2 separate regions of the Homo sapiens genome follow, and region 2 is linked to region 1. Evidence: read pairs that join two places in POLR2A ChIA-PET (ENCODE). Cell type or tissue: MCF 10A. All regions are shown on one strand. Links, peaks and the distances in the headings refer to the core of each region. The heading gives the core; the rest is flanking DNA.

Region 1 (11,637 bases), core at 3,025-8,024:
GTTTTTGCTAAAACATAGCAAGAGTCACCTTTGCTCCAGTTCCCAACAAGTTCCTCATCTCCATCTGAGACCACCTAAGCCTGAATTTAATTGTCCATATCGCTATCAGCATTTTGTTCAAAGCCATTCAACAAGTCTCTAGGAAGTTCCAAACTTTCCCACATTTTCCTGTCTTCTTCTGAGACCTCCAAACTGTTCCAACCTCTGCTTGTTACCCAGTTTCAAAGTCACTTCTACATTTTCTGGTATCTTTTCAGCAATGCCCCACTCTACTGATACCAATTTACTGTATTAGTCTGTTTTCATACTGCTGATAAAGACATAGCTTACACTGAGCAATTTACAAAGAAAAGAGGTTTAATGGAGAACTCACAATTCCATATGGGTGGGGAAACCTCACAATCATGGCAGAAGGCAAGGAGGAGCTAGTTACATCTTATGTGGATGGCAGCAGGCAAAGAGAGAGCTTGTGTAAGGAAACTCCTATTTTTTAAAAACCATCAGATCTCATGAAACTTATTCACTATCACAAGAACATCACGGAAAAGACCCACCCAATAATTCAATTACCTCCCACCAGGTCCCTCTCACAACACATGGAAATTACAAGATGAGATTTGGGTGGGGACATAGCTAAACCACATCAGTGTGTCTAACCTGTTAATCCCCTGGCCTGAGGTTCTTGTTTGATCTCTGCATAACTCAAACTGCTCATTTAAGAATTAGTCTTTTTCTGAGGTGGACATCTGAGGTTTTCATCAAATTCTCAAAGAAGCCCAGGACCCCAAAAAGGTTAAGAATCATTGGTATAACCAATCAATGCCAGTCAAATGAGAAAAAAAAGGGATTATTTTAACTTTTCATTCTCTTTTTCTATCCAAAGGTCTGGCTCAGATGAATTCATAGAGACACACCCTTTGGTCTCCATTTTTGGTGTGTGACACCATTTTCCATTTCCATTTTTACATTTTCGGCTTCACTCTCATGCTCCAAGTTCCAGATAATTTGGTCATGGTCTGGCTACTCTCCAAAGAGAAATACATTTTTTAAAATGCGCTGCTTGTTCATGTTTGATTATAAAGAATTATTCTCAAAAGGATTTCTGAGCTGAAACATTTCTGTTAATTGCACTGACACATCGAAGACCAGTTTTCTAGGGGTAAAGTGTGGATGAGAAATACAAGATGTCACATGAAGTAGACACATGGAAAGTTTTTTTAAAAAAATTATATCCAGATAGTCATTATTCTATGTCATTAACGTAGTCTTGGAAGGGAAGTTAGTGAAGAAAATTTGAGAACGCATTGTTTTACCAACAAGGAAGTCTAAATAGAATAGTTGCAAAATAGCTCATATGCTTTTGTTGACACGGATCATTTTTCTTTATTGCCTAGTTTTGCCTTTTTCCTTGAGAAGATATATAAAACCGAGTATGTTGCTGTGTGTAAAAGTCTTTTAATTAGGCTGCATGGTACAAAGCATGGTTCAGTGAAGGAAACACAGATGTTGGGGTAGAGAAGCACACCCAGTTTTATTGCCTATTTTAGCAACTTCTCTGTTCTGTGCCTGAAAACCCTAAGATTAATGCCAACTGTAAGAACTCAGCCTCCCAAGTGGTTTGGTGAAAGAAGACATCTCCTTCCTGAACTGACCTGAAGAAATCAGGGAGAAATCTCTCCTAGAAAACCAGGCAGGCTCAGACTCATTCCATGAACTTCAGAGCCCACTTTCATTGTCTCTATTAGGAATAAGTAATGGTGATAGAAATCAGCCAGATGAATTCAGATGCTTCATAAGATGGTACCAAAAATCTGCTGGATTTGAGGCCCCAATTCCCGAAGTTTAGATTTTAGGTAATTACTGATGCTTATTTGCTGTGGGAAGTGCTTCTTTTCTCAAATTCATTTTATGGCTGAATATTTCCAAGCAGAAAATAGGCACCAAATGTCCCCATGTGGCAATAAGTCCCTGTGTATTTTATCCAAAAAATAATGTTGAGTCATGTGTAATAAATACTCATCCTTCAATCTGCTAAGCATCCTGCAGTTCGAGAATTTTGTAATTTTAGACATCCACCCAAAAGAGGTGAGTGGGAGCCATGAAGCATATTCAGGAGGGCCCTTACCTTCACGCTCCAATATTTTCTATCCACCAATCTTAGTTCTGCCCTATGAAAGTACACACAATAAGCTTAATCCTGTGGCTACAAGGCAGGCTTTCAGATAAATTTAGACAGCTATCATGCCAGCACTAAACCCTTTCTTCCCTGAGTAAATGCCTCCAGAGCGCTGAACCAGTCCTTGCATAACATGCTTTCCAAGTCACTCACTGCTATAGACTAAATGTCTGTGTCTCCTCCAAATCCCTTTGTTGAAGCCCTAATCTTCAATGTGATAGCATTTAGAGATGGGGCCTTAGGAGATAATTAAGTTTAGGTGGACTCAGGAAGGCGTAGCCCCTGTGATGAGATTAGTGCCCTTAGAAGATGAAGAGATCAGAACTTGCTCTCTGTGTGCATGCACCATGGAAAGGCCATGTGAGAATGGGAGCCCTCACCGAAACTCTAACCATGTTGGCACCCTGATCTCAGACTTTCAGCTTCCTAAACTTTGAGAAATAAGTCTTTTGGTTTAAGCCATCCAGTCTGAAGTATTTGTTATTGTAGCCTAAGCTGACCAAGATACCAACCTTGTCCCTCTTCTCTGAATGTACTCCAGGTTATTCCTATTTCTCCAGAGCTAATATCAGCTAGAACTAAATATAACATGCTATCAATCCAGGGGACTGCCCCACCCCATATCCTTGAGGTTATGATTCTGCTTATGTGGCTTAAGCTTATATTCTGCCATATTTGAATAAACCTTCCTCTCTTTCCTTGGTACTCTCATTTTAAAAGATTATCTTTCCATGAGTATGGATGAGAGTTGACAGCTATCTAGTTACTAAATGTTGAGTATAAAGTATAACCTATAATAACATATATAATATATAATTTATTATATAAATTTATGAGAGCTATGTAACATAAATATTATAACATATATAATATAATGAAGAGAAGTAAGGTGCTTCCCTGCCTGAGAGACTTAGAGGCTAGTCTGAGACACAAAGTAAAAGCATCTAATTATCCTCCAAGTCAGCTATTTCCAAAGTCAGAGGAATAAGGCAGCTCATAGAGGGAAGATTCTATAATATGCTAAGGTAAGCAGGGATCGTTCTAGAGAGAACATGGCACTTGGCAATAGAATTGCTAGCTAGAGAGAAGCCTAACAATTCATTCATTCCACAAATATTTATTTTTACCTTATTACATTCCAGGAACTAAAAGGGAAAATCAATTTAATTAGGACTCAGAGAATGTCCTCATGTAACCTATTTTCTAGAAGCATCAAGGATTCCCCAAGTGCTCATACGCTTTTCTAAACAGGCCTTCTGGAAAGCAGATGAGAGTGCCAAAATCAGTTAACACTTCCTTTGCAGTAGTCCACTGAGAAGAAAAAAGACACATGAGAACTTTGCATCCACATCTGTCCCCAATTATGACTGATTTTCACTCTGCTCAGATGCATTTAATGTGGATACCCTTGTTGGCTTATGTGACTGAGTCATTGGCATTAGACCTGAAAAAAATAAAAGACACTGGTCACTCACAGGATGGTGATTATGCCTGGGCTCATCATGAAAGAACCCACCCATTGCAGGGATCTGTGCATGGTCTCCTCCTCATGGTCACCCTCAGAGACTAGAAACTAAGTCCAAATATAGAAAAAGTCCACCATGGATCTATTAGAATATAACAGAACTGAGAGAGATTTCAGAAAATATCTAGTGCCAAAAAGAGCAGTAGCTTTCTTTTGTTTTAATCTCATGTACATTCTTGGCATTGAAAGTACTCCAAAGAACAGAAGTGGCTTCTTGTAGCATCGTGTTGAGATGAAGTCTGACCCTGCAGATGGATTCAGTGGAATGTTTAGTAATTGATTAGCTATGACTGCCTTTGGCATAGAAGGAATAAGTTGGGAAAATAGTGCCACATATTTGCAATTTCGTTTAATGCCCTCATTATACAAATGGAAAAACTAGGACCAGAGAGACAATACCTTCCCCGAGGTCACACAGCTGGTGCAACATATTACCAACACTGGGATCAATAGGTCCTTCTGCCTTCCTACATATCTTCCTTTTTAATTTCAACCTTTGCTTCAGAAAAATTAATCCTAGACCCTAAGTCAGATGATCTTGAATTTGGTCCTGGCTTTGGTAACTAAAAAGATGAGCAACCTATTAGAATTTCTTACAGTAGTAAGTCCTAGAAGAGACCACAAGGATAGCCCAATCAATGCACTCATTCTGTAGGTGAGAAAATGGGTCCAGAGAGGTTTCCATGAATTAGTAGAAAAGCTAGGATTAGAACATATTTCCAAAGTCTTGTCCCTGATACTCCTTCACAGTGTCCTTTCTTATTTGTAAAATCTATTTATTAAATAAGAGTTCATTGGGTACCTGGTATGTGACATGCATTGGGCCATTGTCAGGGGGGATATAAGGGTAAGCTCGTGGTTTAGTAGGGGAACTGGTTGTTCAAATACTTTTCTTACAGTTTGATGAGTGCCAAAAAAAGGTTTGTGTAAAGGTGTAAAGTGTCACATAAAGAGAGGGAAGGAGCACTGAACTCTTCCTGAGTCATGACAACATTCACAAATAGGGTGAATGTTTTGTTGAGTCTTAAAGTATAAATAGGAGTTTCATAAGAATACAGAGTGGGCCAGGGCATTCCAGATAAATAGTACCACATGAGAAAAGGCACAGAAATATGAAGAGGCATGACATAGCTTAACAACCACGAGTCATCTGGAAACTAAAGAAAGGTACAAAAGATCTTGTGCATGACACTAAATGATTCAGACTTGACCTAGGAAAGCAGTGATGAGTCATTAGCATAGCAGAAAAAAGAGAGGGGCAGGATCAATTCCTTGCTTTGGAAAGATAATGATAATATTGTGAACAGAAGAATCAGAAGCTTAGGAGACCAGCTAGGAAAAAATTGCTGGGGACTATATGAGAGAAAATGGCAGCCTCCGTAAAGCTAGTAATGCTGTAGGAATGTGTAGAGAACTGACTCAAAGACCATTGCAGAGTTATAATCAATGGCCTTGATTTATGTTGGATACAAGAGCTAAGGGAGAGAAAATAACCAATAAATGAAAATAATGCATTATGTTTATCTTATAGGATATTACAAATGAAATAAGGTTGTGGATAAGAAAGTACTTGGGGACAAAAACAACAATACGCAAAGCTCTTTAATATGTAAGGCATTTTTATTATCACAAGATCTTATTATCAAATACTATGTTGGTTTGCTCTTTGGCACAAAGACATGGGTCAAATGCATTTTGAACAAAGAAACATGGCAAAAGGAAAAGTGCAATGTATGGCGTTGGATTTATCCATTTGCTCCTCCAATAGTCATTGGCAACATTATGGATTAGGCTTTGCAAAGTGGGAGAAACAGAGAGATGAACCAACCACACTCTCTGCGGAAGCATCAAAGGTTATTGTTTACATTTGCTTTAAGAAACTTACCTATTTCAGTAAAGAAGCACCCTCTCAGAGTTTCTCCAACCAAATTATATAATAGATCTTTGAAGAGAACTACCTTAGGTGAATGGCAGAAGATGTTTAAATGTGTGAATCTGGTTTAGCTGCTCCACCAATAAGCTGCCAAATTGAGCTTTTTGGTAATTATCAAAACATCTGTAATAGGATTAGTGTGTCAGAAACAGCTGCTGCTTTCTTGGTAGGAGAAGGAGGTGGGGAATTGGGACATGGACTTCACTTTAGCCCAGATGTTTCTCATTTGGAGAAAGGATAAAGGATAGACACTGAGTCAGTGAGAAGGCATCAAGACAAAAGTGAAAAAGGACATGATTTCAAATTGCACTGGCCCTAAGTTGACTCAAGTGCATACCATGGGCATGTGGTGAGCAAAGCTTCCCTGCTCTCCACAGTCCTGGGAGCTAGACTTGTTTGCCAAAAAATGTCCTAGTAAAAATATTTATATGAAAACAACACAAAGGCAGTGTTAAGAGCACTGCTGACCCCTTACAGTTTGACCTCATCTTTCCACCGCAATAAGAACTTGGAAAATCTCCCTCTCTATGTGAATGATGCAAGACTTGGTTACACTAGGTGGTTGAGCACTTCCTTCTGGCTATGAGCCTTCAAAGACGGGGAGGAGCATGTGGGAAGCTCCAGTGAATTACAGGAATACTTCCATGAAAGAGGCTGCTTCTGCTGAGAAAGGTTGTACAAGTTACTACAAAATTCAGACTCTAGCTCTCTACTTGTAGAGTAACCTGGTTGAATCCAACCATGTATTCAAGTAATCAATGGACAAATATTTATTGAGCACATACAATGTATAAGGCAATGTGCCAAATTCAAGGACAGCATGGAACGGGACAGACAAATTTCCTGCCCTTATTTGTCCTCATAGTCCAGGGAAAATATGATTGCTCAAGTAAGAATTTAAATTGCAATTGTCATAAATATTGCAAAAGACAGCTGACCAATGAATTTAGTCATGTCATAGTTTTTATAGCTTTAGGCTGTTCTGCATGTGTGCAAAGTGTTGGTCATTATGTTGCAGAATCCAGTAAAACCAGAATCTACTAAAAATGAGCCTTCAACTTCCATTTTTTAAATTAGAACATTATCTTAGGCCCTCCCGCTTTGGTACTACCTGTGACAATTTTCTGCCTTCCCTTCATCCAATATCTACTCAACTTCTGACTCATTAGTTCCCATTCTGTGTGCTTTTGTTTTTACTGATGAGAATTCTGTTTTTGCATCCATCATGCACAATGAAACACCCTTCTAGGAGAAGATTAGACAAGGATGACTTCACTTAACTAATGGTCAGTCCCAGGACAGAGCTAGACTCAGAGGGTGCCTTTAGGGATAGGGCTGAGCAAAGCCTTTGGCCAATTATGAAGGCAAGCCTTCTCTTTGATGACCCACACTTCCTCAGTAGGCACTATTTCTTCCTGTTCCTTTTTTTCTTTCTTTCTTCGCTTAAAACAACCTTTTTCCTTATCTCTAGCTTTCAAAATCATATTAGTTCTTCAAATACCACCTTAATTGTCACCCTTTCTATGGGATTTTCCTGCTTCCCACATGCCTGATAGGCAGCTCCTTTAAACTCCCTTAGTACTTTGTAGTTCTGTTGGGATATCAGAGCCTGTCTTATTTTATTTTGCTGATATTTTATTTTGCTTCTAACTAAAATGAAACTATCTCATTCATCTCTGTATTCTATGCAGCCAGTGGTACAAAACTTTACATACAGTATGTACTTAATTAGAATACTTTAATATAGATCTTCAAGTTAAAGTAAGCTTATTTTTGAATCTTGACACTGCCTTTTACAAGGAGACAATTCACTTATCTCTGGACCTGCTTATTCATCTCATCAAAAAGTAGAATAACAACAGTGACTTTATAGGGTTGCTAGGAGCAGCAAATGATGTGTCATATGGAAATCCCTAGCCTAGAATATGGTTCATTGGGGAATTCTATAAGTGTTTGTTACCTTTTCTTCTCAATATCATTTATTGAATTAAAAATGAATTGAAACTAAGGAAACTGAATTTGAAAGATATTGAATAACCCACATTTTCCCAAAATTCTACTTCACTTTTTTTTTTGTAATTCCGTTGTTTAGAGCAAGTGTCTGTAGTCAAAACCTATGGGCCAAATCTGGTCAAACACTTGTTTTTGCAAATGAAGTTTACTGAAACTCACTGTGCACATTCATTTACATATTTGCTATGACTTCTTTCACAATACACCTGTAAAGTTCAATAGCTGCAACAGAGATCTTATGGCCATGGCTGGCAATGCCTAAAATACTTAATCCCCTAATCCCTAGCCTTTTGCAAGAAAAGTTTGCCAACCCATGGTTTCTAGTTAAGTTGGGGCTCTTTTTTCAGAAAACTTCTATGAATATTCAAATATAGTATCTCCAATAGGTGATGTGTCAAGTCACTTGCACTTGTTGTCATATTACCTTAGATCAAATTACCAGATGAGATCTGAAAGCAAATAGTAAGAATTAAGGGAGAAACTCTGGCAGTGGCAATAAAAGAAGGGAAGTACTGGGCCAAAGATGTTGACTCACAAAATAGAGAAATAAGCTTTGTTTTGTGAGTAGGGGAGTGAAGAGCTGATAATCAGCCATGAAAGCAATGGTTGGTGAACCCAAAGAAATGAAATCTGAGTAAGAGGAAGAGCAGTGGCAATAGTAATACTAGTTACCCATCTTTACCAGAATTCCCAAGAACACAGAGATTGAGACAAAGGCTATATGCTAACGCCCCCCAAATTATTGAGACTGAAATCCCTGAAAACAGAAGTAAAATAAAGGGAGGAATGAGTCATGGAAAGGCTCAATAGCATGCTCATAGCAAGCACTGCTGAATGCTCAGTCCCACAGGGCATCTTGAGAGAACTGCCTGAAACTACTGCACTCTAGAGCTGTCAGGGAGCAAAAAGAAAGCCCAGCTCTGAGCTCCTGTTACTCAAAGTGTTCACAGGATATTGAGTCCACCTCATCTCAGAATTGCACCTTTCCACCTGGGGAAGCCAGAACCTGAGGCAGCAGCAGTGACATCCACGGCACAAGTCACGGCATGAGGGGTGAGCCCATAGGTGCCCGTGAGCCTCATCTGCAGCCTGCAACTGGCAGTCTTGCTGGCCTGGCTGAGTAAACCAAGGCACCAATGTGGGCACCTCTCAAGGTCTGTTGAGCCTCAGGGGCAACAGGGAAGCACTGGCATGGGAAGTACAAAGTGAGGCAAGCCACCGCCAGGTCATGAAAGCCAGCGACACAAGGCAGCAAGAAACTTCCTCACAGTGGGGCTGTTTGGCCAAGTAATAGAGTACCAAAAAGACACAGCCCCCACCATGGAGAGCTGCCATGTGGATTAATCGAAATCCAAACATCCCTTCTGTGGCCTGCAGGAAAACATTTGACATTGGGCAATCTTCATTGAGAGTCATCAGCCACATAGACAAACACTCACAGAATCTGCAGAGGCTCTTAAACTAAGGCCAGCACATTACAGCGACTGCTATTGAGCACCTTATTGAGCACCTGCTATAGCTAGGCTATCTTCAGACGTCTATATATTTTTAATCCTCAGGATACCACCATGAGGGCGAAACACTAGTCTGCACTTTACATATGAGTAAACCCAGGCCCAGAGTAGTTAAGTAACTTGTTCAGATACTTTCACTTATTTGGGGCATGTGGAAAAGAGACCAAATCCCTCCTAGGTGGCCCCAGGGAACAGAACTGAGGCCAATGAGTAGAAATTACTAGAAACCAGTACTGAGAATAGGAACTTTCTAAGAGTCTGAGCCAGTTTTCCAACAATCAGGAGAGAAAGTAAGGTGCCCACGGATGGCACTAATGAGTACATTGTGGATTTCTCTGGGAGAAAAGCAGGATTCTTTGCTCTGGTGAAGATTGAACTAGATGAAGCCAGAAGTTTTCCAGAATCAATACCAACACACTTTTACTGATGTCATTTTAACATCAATGCAGGAGAAGAAAAGATACTTATAAAATAATGGAAATATCCACCAGTATTCAGCTTTTAATATGTACCAAGCACTTGGCAAATAGCCAGATATATATATATATATATATATATAAAATTTAGTCTTCATAACAACTATGAGTTAATTATTATCATTATTGTCAATTCACAAAAGAGAAAACTGAGACCGGCAGAGGTAAATCACAGAACCTTGCCCAAGGTTCCCAGCTAGTAAATGTCAATAATTGACTGCCTGCTAAAGCCAGTGCTCTGCTCTGCTGCCTCAAATATTCTGCATTTGCCTGTTGTTCTGAACTCAAAATTTTGGAGCCTGAGCACCTGTGAAAGAAAAGCCACATGTAAAGACACTAGATGGGTCATTTTGGTAGATAAAGTTGTGTTTTAAACAGCTTTTACTTTTTTTCTGTCCACGTTCTCTGAAAATCCTTTCCTCATGAATCCTTTATTTTTCCATTACATTTAAACACCTCCCAGACTGTTTGCTGCCATTTAAAATGTTTTGAAAAGCATTTTTGCAGGTTTCTTCCAATGAAAAACTAACAAAGTCATCAAAAGACAGACTGTTTTTTTTCCCCGCCTCAGAGTAAAAATCACATTGGGGAACAACAAGGAAATTAAAATAAGAAAAAATAGCACTGGGAGCAAGACATTAGTATGACAAAGGGCTCATGACTGGTAATAATTTTAGGTGATACAGGCATAGTCAAGTCTGCAGAAAATAAAAATAAAAAAGGAGAAAAACTTCAGCATTCTGAAGCCTCTGGCACCAAAAAGCCAGTGACAAGATAGCCCAAAACTGCATCCATGGAAAATCACAGCTGCAGCAAACCGCAGGCTGATGGCTAAAAGCTACCGCTGCATTGTTTCCAATCTCCGCCTGAGACAGCACACATTTATCAGTGGTCTGTAATGCCTCGCAGCAAAAAATCTTTAACTGCTTAAACTATATTTTAATTTTGAAAAGACACATCTTGCTGCAATTTACTTTTTTTATTTTTCCACCCTAACAGAAATGTTTCGCCTTGAGTTATAATCTAACACTTTCCTCTTTTTGGGGTTGAGACTGTAGGCTCTGGAATCAGACTGCTCTGGTTTTTAATGTTGGTTCAAATACCTAATTTAGAGATGTGACCCTTAGATAAGTTACTTCACCATGCTAAATCTCCATTTCCTCATCTGTAAATAGAGATGATAGTAGCTCATTCCTTATACAGCTGTTACTTGGAGTAAATGAAATAATGTATGCTAAGTGCTTGAAACAGATCCCAGCACTTAGTACATTTTTTTAAAAAAATTAGCAGTGACTATCATTTTTCGTCCCCTTCTGTCCATGTGAAAGAAAGAGGTTATTTTTCTAAGGAAGTCAAAATCTGAGGATAGACCACGTATCAAACTGTTGAGGGCCAAACTTGTAAATAAAGTTACATAAGTTTCAGAAAAAGTTAATTTTCCACCCCACCTTCCTGTGCCCATCATCTCTTCCAACTTGTCCTTTTAAGATACTCAAAATTTCCATGTGCCTCAGATTCCAGTCCAAGATACATGCCCTCTGGGTGGGATACTCCCATGAATGTTTTCTCCAGAGACAGCTCAACTTCTACCTCTTGCTCTGCCTTCCACGATAAAGACCCTTCCTTGACCTGCAACTGTAATTCCTCTTTCTGTAAAAGGTTCTCATTCTCAAGATAATACAGGAATTATGAGAAGATTCAATGAGATGATACATGTAAAGTTCTTAGAGTAGTTGCTGGCACATAGTAAGACTAAGTGTCAGCTATTAATGTCTAATATTAATACTCCTCCTTTCCCCTTGACAAAAACAAAACTCCTTTATCTGTGTGGCCTCATGGCCCTTCTACTTACTCTCTGTTATATCAGTAGGTTATCCTGCTCATGCAGTATATGACTTTTTTTGTTTTTGAGACGGAGTCTCGCTCTGTTGCTCAGGCTGGAGTGCAGTGGCATGATCTCGGCTCACTGCAAGCTCTGCCTCCTGGGTTCACGCCATTCT
Region 2 (11,637 bases), core at 3,233-8,232, 140 kb after region 1:
GGGGAGGAAGGAAAGGAGCAATATTGGTGAAAAAATAAAGATAAGTGACATGATCCTCATAGGTCATGAAGAACTTACAATCTAGCGGAAGAGACAGAGCCTTGCCTGAGCCAGCCCTTGCCTACTTTTCCACCTTCATCTGGTACACGCCCTCTTGCCCCAGTTCTAGCCTTGGTGACTGAGTTTTTCAAGCAAGACAATTCCCATCTTCCCACTGTCCCTCCTACCTAACACTCTTCCCCCTGCTCTTTGCATGACAGTCTTCTCTCATCCTTCAGAATTTGGCATAAATAGCTTCTCTTTAGCTTGGTGTTTCTTAATCACCATGTCTAAATGAATTCCCTATCCCAATCCCAAGATTCATTTATTATTGTTATACACCCCATTTGTTACCCTCATAGCACTTGCCAAAATTTTTATTCTTATGTATTAATATTTATGTGTTTGCTTCCTTGCTTTTGCACCCTTTTTCCCCAACAAGAGAAGTGATCATATCTATCTTTATTCACAAATGTAATCTCTTTGCATAGCAAGGATTTCAACAAATGTGTTGTATGAGTGAAAGATTTCAACATAACATAATGAGGACTGGGACTGAGGTGCTGGAGGGCCAGAGAAGTCAGGCAACCAGAGCACCCTTAGCAGTTGCAGGAGATTTCCAGAAGGGCATTGCAGAGGGTGCCAGTGCCCTGCCATAGCCCCTTAGCACTTGTCACATACATGTCAGCAGCTTCTTGTTGCAAGACTGCTAATCTCCCCTCTCTGCCTGAGACAGCATGCTTGGCCAGCACACAAGAAAGGACAAAAAGACCCAGGAGTGGATGCCCAGAGGAGCAGCTCTCAACCAAAAAGGGGTAGGCATGGGTAGCCTGAGCACCTCAGTGTCTTTTCCCCAAGTAGGAAACCTCTAAGGTATATCCTACAGTGTCCCTATGAAGTCCAGTGATGCTGAACCCCTGTTGCCAAAGCAGTAACGTGTTCATTACAACACGTTCCAGAGGTTTTCTTTCCTGTCTTAATTCCCCATCTTCTATGAGTGTTTCTGGATAGACTGCCTCAATAAATTTCTTGCATTCAAATCTTCATCACAGGGTCAGCTTCAGGAAAATCTCAACATAAAAGAAGTGATCAGAATCTTGAAAGACATGTAGAATTCTTTCTACATGTTAAAAAAAAAATCTGAAGAGGGCAGGATCTCCATAGTGCACGAGAAGAAAATCAAAGCTCTGTTTTCCACTAAGCTGCCTTTCCTCTAGGACAGGTCAGACTTTGTTTTTGTCAGGGCCCCTAGAAGGTATTTACAGGAAGAGACAGTAAGAGATTGGCTGATCCCCTGCATATTCAATAAGCTATTTCAGAGCCAACAGCTCAGTTCAGTGCAGGTGGACAGAAGGTCCTAAACTCTTGAAATAACACATTGCAACCCAGCATGCTGTGCTCATGAATCTTTAACTAAAGAGCTTCTTTGTGTCTTTTCCTTTTTTGAAATACAGCTCAGGATCCAGGAATGTGATGCTTAACCCTGAAAAGGAAACCTTGTGCAAATGGTTCCTTGAAAACCAGCATGTAGCCTGTTCATAAATTTTATGATGTGTGAAGCACATGTTCAAGGAAGTATTTATTAGTAAGACCATAAGTTAAATTAGGAAGGGTGGTTCATATCTTAAATATTCCATCATTTTTCGTAATGTTTATGTACCCAGACCCAAGTGTGAAACTTAAATTTGTTTTTAATGTATTCTCCTGATAAATGATTTACTCTAGTCAAATGTATTTTCTTTTGGTTCCCTGGATAGTCATGTTTTACAGTTGGGGGAAGATAAGAAAATCCTTTTAAATTACTCTTTCAACACATACAAAGTTAAAATTTCTGTGCAGACATCATAGAATAATTTTCCTGCTGGACTTAATAAAATGTAGTATGATTTCAGGTATATTAGTACAGGCATACTTTGTTTTATTACACTTCACTTTACTGAGCTTCACAGATACTGCATTTTTTACAAATTGAAGGCTTGTAGCAACACGCAAGCAAGTCTATCAGCACATTTTTCCAACAGCATGTACTCACTTTTTGCCTCTGTGTCACATTTTGGCAATTATCTTAGTATCTCAAACTGTTTAATTATTTTCATATCTGTTATAGTGATCTGTGATCAGTGATCTTTGAGCTTACTACTGTAATTTTTCTGGGGTACCATAACCAGCACTCATATATGACAGATAATTTAATAAATGTATGTGTTCTGACCACTTTACTGTCCAGCCACATTCCCCCATCTCTCTCTCTCTCTCTCTCTCTCTCTCTCTCTCTCTCTCTGGGCCTCCCTGTTCCCTGAGAGACAACAATATTTAAGTTAGGCAAATTAATAACCCCACAATGACCTCTAAGTCTTTCAGTGAAAGGAAGAGTTGCATGTCTCTCACTTTAAATCAAGAGCTAGAAATTATTACGTTTAGTGAGAAAGGCATGAAAGCTGAGGGAGGCCAAAAGCTAGGCCTCTTGCACCAGACTGTCAGCCCAGTTGTGAAGAATGCAAAGGAAAAGTTACAGAAGGAAATTGAAAGTGCTACTCCAGTAAACACACAAATGATAAGAAAGCAAAACAGCCTTACTGCTGATGTGGAGAAAGTTTGAGGGGTCTGAATAGAAGATCAAACCAGCCACATTTCCTTAAGCCAAAGCCTAATTCAGAGCAAGGCCCTAACTCTGTTTAATTCTGTGAAGCCTGAGAGAGGTAAAGAAGCTATAGAAGAAAAGTCTGGCAGTAGCAGAGGTTGGTTCATGAGGTTTAAGGAAAGAAGTTTTCTTTATAACATGAAAGTGCAAGGTGAAGTAGCAATTGTGATGGAGAAGCTGCAGCAAGTGATCTGGAAGATCTAGCTAAGATCATTGATGAAGGTGGATACACTAAGTAGCAGATTGTCCATGTAGATAAAATGCCTAATATTGGAAAAGATGCCATCCAGGATTTTCATAGCTAAAAAAGAGAGGTCAATGCCTAGCTTCAACACTCCAAAAAACAGACTGACCCTTTTGTTAGGGACCAATACAGCTATTGACTTTAAGTTGAAACCAATGATCATTTACTATTCTGAAAATTCTAGGACCATTAAGAATTATACTGAATCTGTTCTGCCTGTGCTCTATCAATGGAAAAACAAAACCTGGATGACCATACGTCTATTTACAGCATGGCTTACTGAATATTTGTTCAATAGCTGTTGAGACTCACTGCTCAGAAAGAGAAGATGCTTTTCAAAATACTACTTTTCACTGACAATGTAACTAGTCATTCAAAAGCTCTTATTAAGATGTACAAGGAGATTGATGCTGTTTTTATGCCTGCTAACGCAACATTCATTCTGCAGCCCAGGGAGCAAGGAGTCATTTTGACTTCCAGTCTTATCATTTAAGAAACACACATTTTATAAGGTTATTGCTGCCACAGATAGTGTTTCCTCTGATGGCTGTGGGCAAAATAAATTGGAAAACTTCTGGAAAGGATTCACCATTCTAGATGCTATTATGAACGTTTTTGATTCATGGGAGGAGGTAAAAATACTAACATTAACAGGAGTTTGGAAGAAGTTGATTTCAGCCCTCATGGATGGCTTTGAGGGGTTCAAGACTTCAGCAGAGGAAGTAACTGAAGATGTGGTGGAAATAGCAAGAGAACTAGAATTAGAAGTAGAGCCTGAAGATGTAACTAAATTGCTACAATCTCATAATAAAACTTGAATGAATGAGGAGTTGATTCTTTTGAATGGGCAAAGAAAGTGGTTTCTTGAGATGGAATCTACTCCTGGTGAAGATGATGTGGACATTGTTGAAATGAAAACGAAGGATTTAGAATACTACATAAATGCTGTTTATAAAGTAGTGGCAGAGACTGAGAAGATTTACCCAAATTTTGAAAGAAGTTCCACTGTGGAAAAATGCTATCAAACAGCATCACATACTACAAAGAAATACTTTGTGAAAGAAAGAATTAATAATGGAGCAGACTTCACTGTTGTCTTAAGAAACTGCCACAGCCACCCCAGCCCTCACCAACTTCCACTCTGATCAGTCAGCAACCATCAACTTTGAGGCAAGACCCTCCACCAGCAAAAAGATTATGACTCACAGAAGACTAAGATGATCATTAGCAATTTTTAGCAATAAAGCATTTTTTAATTAAGGTATACATATTTTTCAGATGTAGTGCTGTTTCATACTTACAGACTACAGTATAATGTAAACATAAATTTTATATGCATTAGGAAACCAAAAATTCTGCATGACTCACTTTCTTTAGCTATTCACTTTGTTGTGGCAGTCTGGAACCCAACCCGCAGTAACTCCAAGGGTATGTCTATATCCCTGAAAATTAAAGCATTTTGCATTCAGGCCACTATGAAGAATTTGAAAACTGGTTAGTCACAGCAGCGTCTGTGAAAGTCATATTTAGCATAATCAAATTTAGGAGAGGCTCATATTGGTACACAGGTTCTAATGGGCTATGGCCCTTAGTCTCTGATTTCAGCAAAACTCCTAACTAGAGCACTCCAACAGAGAGCTATGGTTGAAAAAGTATACATTTTGAAGAACTGAAAAACCATTATAACCACACTGTGATGGTAAAGTCCTGTAAAATCATAATTATTTATACTACAGACTATGCTGCCTATTGTATTGACAGCTGTGCATTATCCTAGAGTCTCTTTGTGTGAATATGGTTAACTTTACACATCTAAAAGATAATATATTTTTTAAAGAATATAAATCTTTCTGTATTTTTAAAACAAAGTATATTATAGGTGAGTGTGTGTGGGTGCTATTTTATAATGGAAAAAAAAGCTCATATAGAAACAAAAATTCATCGAAACATGCTATGGAAGTATGTAGTGTGTGCCCTAATCAGATGCTTCACTTCTTGAATGAACAATGTAGTCAAAATATAAACTCAACGTTTAAAGAAAATTCATCTTGTGAAAATGATTTTTCAATCACTGTGTATTATATTTCCCTGCCACATGGTCACTGAAACTCTCTGGAAAGTGATAATGACCTTAAGTAAAACCAAAAAGGCATGGATCACTGAAATATAGTGGCACATACTAAAGAAGAGAAGCTAGCTGATTTTTCAGTGTGCAAAGCCTTGGTTCATTTCACCAAAGGTGAATAGCAATGTTGTTTCAGTGTTGTGCAATGAAACCTGCTCATAGTGCTTTTCCTGCATTTAAAATTCTGACTAGGAGCCAAGGTTTATCTTTAAACACCCATGCTTGAACAAGTTCAGACAAAATGTTCCTAATTGTAACTTGCTCTGCTTTCATTTTTATCTAGTAGATTTCCTTTATGAGGGACAGACTAAGCTATGGATATTCAGACACAGGACATAAAAATACCCATGATGATAGTACTTCAAGGCATCAAGTGTTTATTTTATATGCAGTTGTTAAAATTATAGATTTTTGAATCAGTCACTTGGATTTGACTAAGTAGTCTTATAAATCATTAGCTGCATGACTTGGAACTCTGTTCCCTTCTCTATAACACAGCAACACTGAAAACATCTGTTACATATATTTGCTGTGGAGATTAAAAGAAATAAGGTACTAGCACTGTGCCTGACCTATTCAGCAAATATTAGCTATTATTATTGATACTATGGATCTTCTATGTGCCATGTACTGTACCAAACTCCTTTCATAATATTATTACATGGTCATAAAAGATCTGCAGAGTAAGCATAACTGTCTCTATTTTATAAAAGAGTGAGACACAGAGAAGAAGCCAAGAAATGATAGCACCTGGTAAGAGGCTGGACAATGATTCAAACCCAAGTCTCTTGCCTCCATGCTCTTTTCTTCATGCATGACCTATCTAGTGCAGTACCAGTCACATACATATGGCTATTTATTTAAATTAATTAAAATTAAATAAACACTTTAGTGCCTCTGTTTCGCCAGCCAGATGTCAAATCTCAATAACCATGTGTTTCTAGTAGCTATGATATTGGACAGCACAGATATGGAATATTTCCATTATTGCAGAAAGCCCTATTGGACAGTACTATAGTCTGTACCACTATCATCTCTCTAGGCTGCTTTACTCTCAATAGGAAACAATACATTTTTCTTAAAATCTTAATAAATGCTCATATATAAATTACTTAAACAGCTGTAGTAAAGGCAACACATTTACTATAGATAATCATGTAGACAATACCTAATTCCATACAACAGTCTACATAGGAATAGAAAATACATTTTTGGACCAATTACCACAGTGCCAGAAAACTAGAATTTTCAGCTGCTATTTAGGCAAACGTTTTATTCAGTGATAAGAACAAATGGTGATGGGAAATCGAAAAATCAATATGAAAATGCCAAGTGAGTCTTTAACATCCCATCCACTTCTAATACTCCATGAGCCCCTGATTTCTAACAAGCTTAAAGCTGTTTTCAATAAATCTTTTAATGTTCTGGACATGGTCCACTTAGGTGTGAGCTTTGGAAAGAGGAAATGGTGATTTGTTATTCATGCCCTTAACACTGATGTTTTGGCCAGTAAATTTTTCTTCTCACTAAAACCCAAATGACCTTTCTAGTTAGGCAGTCAGTATGTAATTTGTATAACATTTATCATCCTCTTCCTGCCAACCTTTTTAATTGGTATCAGATATTACAATCAGAGGACTGTAAACACAATGAGCAAATGGGAGTGGCAAAGCAAACAATCACATAATCCAATATTCAAAACAAAGCCACATCTATTGCCTCTCTGAGAAGAGGCTCTTACCATATGAAATCAATCCCGTTTTCTTTTGGAAATAGTTTAAGTATGAGGGACTGCCCTGGGGAACTTCACGAACATGAAAGAGTAGCTGGGCATCAAGAAAGAACACTAGACAAGGGATCGGAAAATTGAATACCTATTGGGGGAAACTGCCCCCAATATTTCAACGTAGGTTCTTTCTATTTTCCATAAGTGTCAGCTGGCTGAGAAATAGAGAGACGGTACAAAGAGAGGAACTTTACAGCTGGGCTGCTGGGGGTGACATCGCATATCAGTAGGACCATGATGCCAGCCTGAGTCTCAGACCAGCAAGTTTTTATTAAGGGTTTCAAAAAGGGTGGGGGTGTAAGAACAGGGAGTAGGTACAAAGATCACATGCTTCAAAGGGCAAAAAGCAGAACTACTAGTAAGGGTCTAACAAAGATCACATGCTTCTGAGGGAATAGGACAAAGGGCAAAAGCAGAACTACTGGTAAGGGTTTAACAAAGATCACAAGGCAAAGGGCAAAAGCAGAACTACTGATAAGGGTCTATTTTCAGCGGTGCACGTATTGTCTGGATAAACATCTTAAACAACAGAAAACAGGGTTTGAGAGCAGAGAGCCAGTCTGACCACAAATTTACCAGGGCAGAGTTTTTCCCCACACTAGTAAGCCTGAGGGTACTTCAGGAGACCAGGGCATATCTCAGTCCTTATCTCAAACACATAAAACAGACATTCCCAGAGCAGCCGTTTATAGACCTCCCCCAGGAATGCATTCCTTTCCCAGGGTATTAATATTAATATTCCTTGCTAGGAAAAGAATTTAGCGATCTCTTCCCTACTTGCACGTCCATTTATAGGCTCTCTGCAAGAAGAAAAACATGGCTCTTTTTGCCCAACCCCGCAGGCAGTCAGACCTTATGGTTGTCTTCTGTTTTACAATCAATTTATACAGTTAACACAATTATCACAGTGGCCCTGAGGTGATGTATATCCTCAGCTTATGAAGATAGCAGGATTAAGAGATTAAAGTAAAGGCAGGCATAAGAAATTATAAAAGTATTATTTGGGAACTGATAAATGTCCATGAAATCTTCACAATTTATGTTCCTCTGCCGCAGCTTCAGCCAGTCCCTCCATTCAGGGTCCCTGACTTCCTGCAACAGACAACTTCTTGGTATCCTGAACATATCTCAACTATAGCAGTGATTATATTTTGTTTTAATTGCCACCTTCCATGTCAAATTCTCCTATAGACTGTGAACTCTTCAAAACCTACTGCATATCACCATGCCTTGTGACATGATAAAATATTAGCCTTATTGAAAAGATAAACCAACAAATGACTATTGATTGGGTAGCTCATATAATCAAGAAATACCAATAAACTGTATCAAACCATCCTTCCTCCCTCCCCCAAAATGTATAATCATCCTGAAACCTTCATGCCTCATTGTCTGTTATTGATTTAACCAACTTGCTCTGGTCTAATAAAACATGGCCCATGTGCTGACCTGTTTCTCTTTGCCAAAGTGACTTGGTTAATATTAAATTCTAAGGTTTTCTCAAATATCAGAAGCACTTGAAAAGCAATGCTTAAAGAACTGGAAAGACTGTAGTTCTTTCAGTTCTGGTTACTCCTCACAGAGAGAAAAGAGTTAAAATTAGGGATTCAGAACCAGTGGCTGGATATCACCTCAACTTTCAGAGATGATACAGTAAGTCACCGAGGCCTGTGGAATGTGTTCAGTACTAACGAATATTAGCATAGTAAAAAATAATTAATGCAGCTCTAGGGAGGCCTAATTTACACTTAGCAATTTTCGTCCTGGAAATTCTGGCTCATTATGCAAACTGCTGTGCTTAATAACCCAGAAACTTTGACAATATATGCATTTATAGCCTAATTAGGCTTTCATACATACACACACCTACTAACCTATGCCAATGTCCTTATGCAACTAGCTGGTGGAAGAGCAAGAAGTGGCTCCGTGCACCTGCATGTATCTTTTTACTACTAAAGCCACTATCTGACGCCTACAAAAATTCCTATTTCTGCAGAAACAGCTATGCTGACATCAAAGAAGCAATGGTTTCCAGTCCACAACTACTACAAGAGGCACCATTCTTCATTCTTAAACAGGGGGCTTTATTTTGTTTCTATAAAATGACACATTCCCCAGCTAGAAAAGAAGAGCATTGCTCACAATGATATTGAGATCGCAAGTTCTCATTCTGTCACTTTTTAGGAAGGCTTACCTTCCTAGGGCAATTTTCTTACCAAGGAAGGAAGAAATCAAACGGATCAGCTAGAGTCAGGCTTTTCCTGAATTCAGTTGGTAATATCTGTTTTAGTTTCCTTGGCAAATTTGCATTTCCTCTGTGTTCCACTTCCTTTGGGAGAGCCCGGTTTGCAAGCCAATTATTTTTTACATTTTTCTTTCTGTTTTCTCAATTAAGCATTTTTATGAGCATTTAATCATGAAGAATGAGAGAGCTAACGGAAAGCATTTGACCTTATCTGTGTGGCGCTCCCACTAAAAGGTCTATGCATTCCAGGAATATACCTTCATCTTTTCTTGCTGACCCCAAAGGATCACTTGATCCCAGAGGTTGCTTCTTAACAGGTGAAATAAGAGGAAAGAAGAGCTGTACCTACCATATCAAAGCTCTCCTCAACCCCCAGCTCCCAAGAGTAGACATATGCTGTTCTAATCTACCATTTTGATTTTATCATCTATTTGGAGTTGAGCAATATAACTTGGCTGTTAACACATACAGTATCTCAGAGTTATTTCTAAGCAGTGTCCATGAAGAGAAGCCCTAAGAACATACAGATCAAGAGTCATTCATCAGCTAAACAATATTCCCTTAACAAATGGGGCATATTGAATACCTGCTATGGGCCAGACACAGTTATAAGCAGGAGGCATATAACAGACTGGTGTGGTGCCAAGGAAGAAAGGCCTAGTGACTTGGGCATTTCTAATATGAATAACATTTAATAAAGTCCATTATAAATCAACAATCAACTTTAATGAACTAGCCCCTTCTCTGAGGTTATCGTCTTATGTAAAAAGAATGTAATCCCATCTGATTTCTTCATTTTATCAATTCACAGAATGCCAATACTGGGGCTCAGAGCTCCAGCTACCCACTTTGGATTTTGAAGATGTTTTAAGATATGATGAACACGCATACAAGTGGCTCTCCACCCTCAAGAAAGTAGGCATAGTAAGACTCACCGGAGCATCTGACAAACCAGGAGAAGTTTCAAAACTTGGGAAAAGGATGGGTTTCCTCTATCTCACATTTTATGGGTGAGTCACCAAATGGTTTGTATTCTGCCATCACAGATAAGGTTTGAAATAGTTCCCAACTGAGGACGACCGCCTTGATTGAAGATACAGAAATTCTCATAATGTCTTGAGTAGGAAGTCAGATAAAAAGAAGAGTCTAAAAGTAGTATTTTGCTGAGAATGATAATTTTTTAAGAGACCAAAAGCCCAAAGACACCAGGCACCAAAGACATCAGGCTAGTTATAGGTGGTGTATATAATCTGCTTGGGCTGCCATAACGAAATATCACAGATCAGATAACTTAAACAGCAGAAAATTATTTATTTGTTTTTTTACAGTTCTGGAAACTGGAAGTCTAAGATCAAGGTTCTGGCAGGGTTGGTTTCTGATGAGGCTTATGTCTTGTGGCATGCAGATGACTGCCTTCTCACTGTGTCCTCGCATAGCCTTTCTTCTGTGCATAGCACACTCCTGCTGTCTCTTCTTCTTCTGATATGGACACCAGTCCTATTAGCTTAGGGCCCAGGGCTCCATCTCCAAGCATTGGGGGTTAGGGCTTCAACATATGAATTTGGGGGGACATAATTTATTCCGTAACAGGTGAGATGAAAGACTGTGTTTCTCCAAGACTTTACAACATATTAAACTTTATGTTAAAGTTCATTAAACTTTTACCTCCCAAGAGTTGGCTGAAAATAAAGTTGGGCCCTGAGAAATTAAAATCAGTCACAGACATGTTTAAAAGATAAAACTAACATTCATAAAATTAGGCCTATGTGGTTTAGTAAGTAACAGGGAGATATAATTGATTTTAACTTTGGAACAAGAGGCTGTTTGCATAAGAATTTCCTGGGAGGTAACATTAATTATGGATGGTTAAACACTAACAACAGGAAACACTTATGTAGATGTGGGAGTATAACTGTATTTCTTTAGAGTGAGTCCCTTATGTGGGATTAATGCAATTATTCTTGGGCTCATAGAGTAGAGAGCATTGAAAGTGAAAGGGACCTTCCAACTCCAAAGGTTACAACTGGAAGCACACGAGCTGTATTCAGATGTTTGGTTTGGCCCACATGATGTTGAAAGAAAATGGAATTAGTCGTTACCACTTGAAAACTGGGAGATTTTACATTACATGTGGACCTGACTTTTCTTGAAAAATCATATCTAGCAACAACAGAGCCTAAATCCTTGCATGCCAACAATCTACTGGATACAAGTAGAGGCTGCCCTTGAAGAGAGGTAGACTCACTCTCCAGTTTGCCAGAATCCTCCACGCTCTCCAGACCTGCAAGGGCCCTGCTACTCTTTACGTTTGCCACCCCTAAACTAGAGTAAGACTTGGTCTGTAGATAAACAGGAGACCAAAAATATTCAATCACTGAAAGACTCTGCCATCTCTGCCATGTTTAGACTTAGACAACACAGCACCTACTCTGACTCCGAAACTTACATTTACCATTAGTGGATTTGTGTTGTATAAAATTTGTATCTCCCTTACACCTGCAAGAATTTGAGCTGCCCTAGAGATTACAGCAACAACAACAGACAAAGGAAAGAGGGG

Evidence for each region. ChIA-PET counts read pairs that join two places held together with the same protein. Peaks named below come from ENCODE experiments on the same cell type or tissue, not always from the same donor. Only the 100,000 strongest peaks of a DNase experiment are listed, where the experiment ranks them.
Region 2: POLR2A ChIA-PET joins it to region 1 with 9 read pairs; 3 of 35 experiments call an interaction of 5 or more read pairs at or near these places.

Annotation. Positions count from the first base shown.
Region 1 is chr11:26,941,562-26,953,198 of GRCh38, forward strand. No RefSeq gene overlaps it. Among named protein-coding and RNA genes, the nearest start is that of FIBIN, 47 kb to the right of the region's middle. RefSeq lists an enhancer at 8,238-8,738. In MCF 10A, for the core only: no CTCF peak of the experiment used is centred there; DNase peaks (open chromatin) are centred at 6,100 and 6,530.
Region 2 is chr11:27,083,277-27,094,913 of GRCh38, forward strand. It overlaps BBOX1 (gamma-butyrobetaine hydroxylase 1), which reads left to right. Exons shown (of 9, transcript NM_003986.3): 5 at 9,892-10,090. The region is part of intron 3 of BBOX1-AS1 (BBOX1 antisense RNA 1); the gene reads right to left. Among named protein-coding and RNA genes, the nearest start is that of BBOX1, 48 kb to the left of the region's middle. In MCF 10A, for the core only: no CTCF peak of the experiment used is centred there; a DNase peak (open chromatin) is centred at 5,225.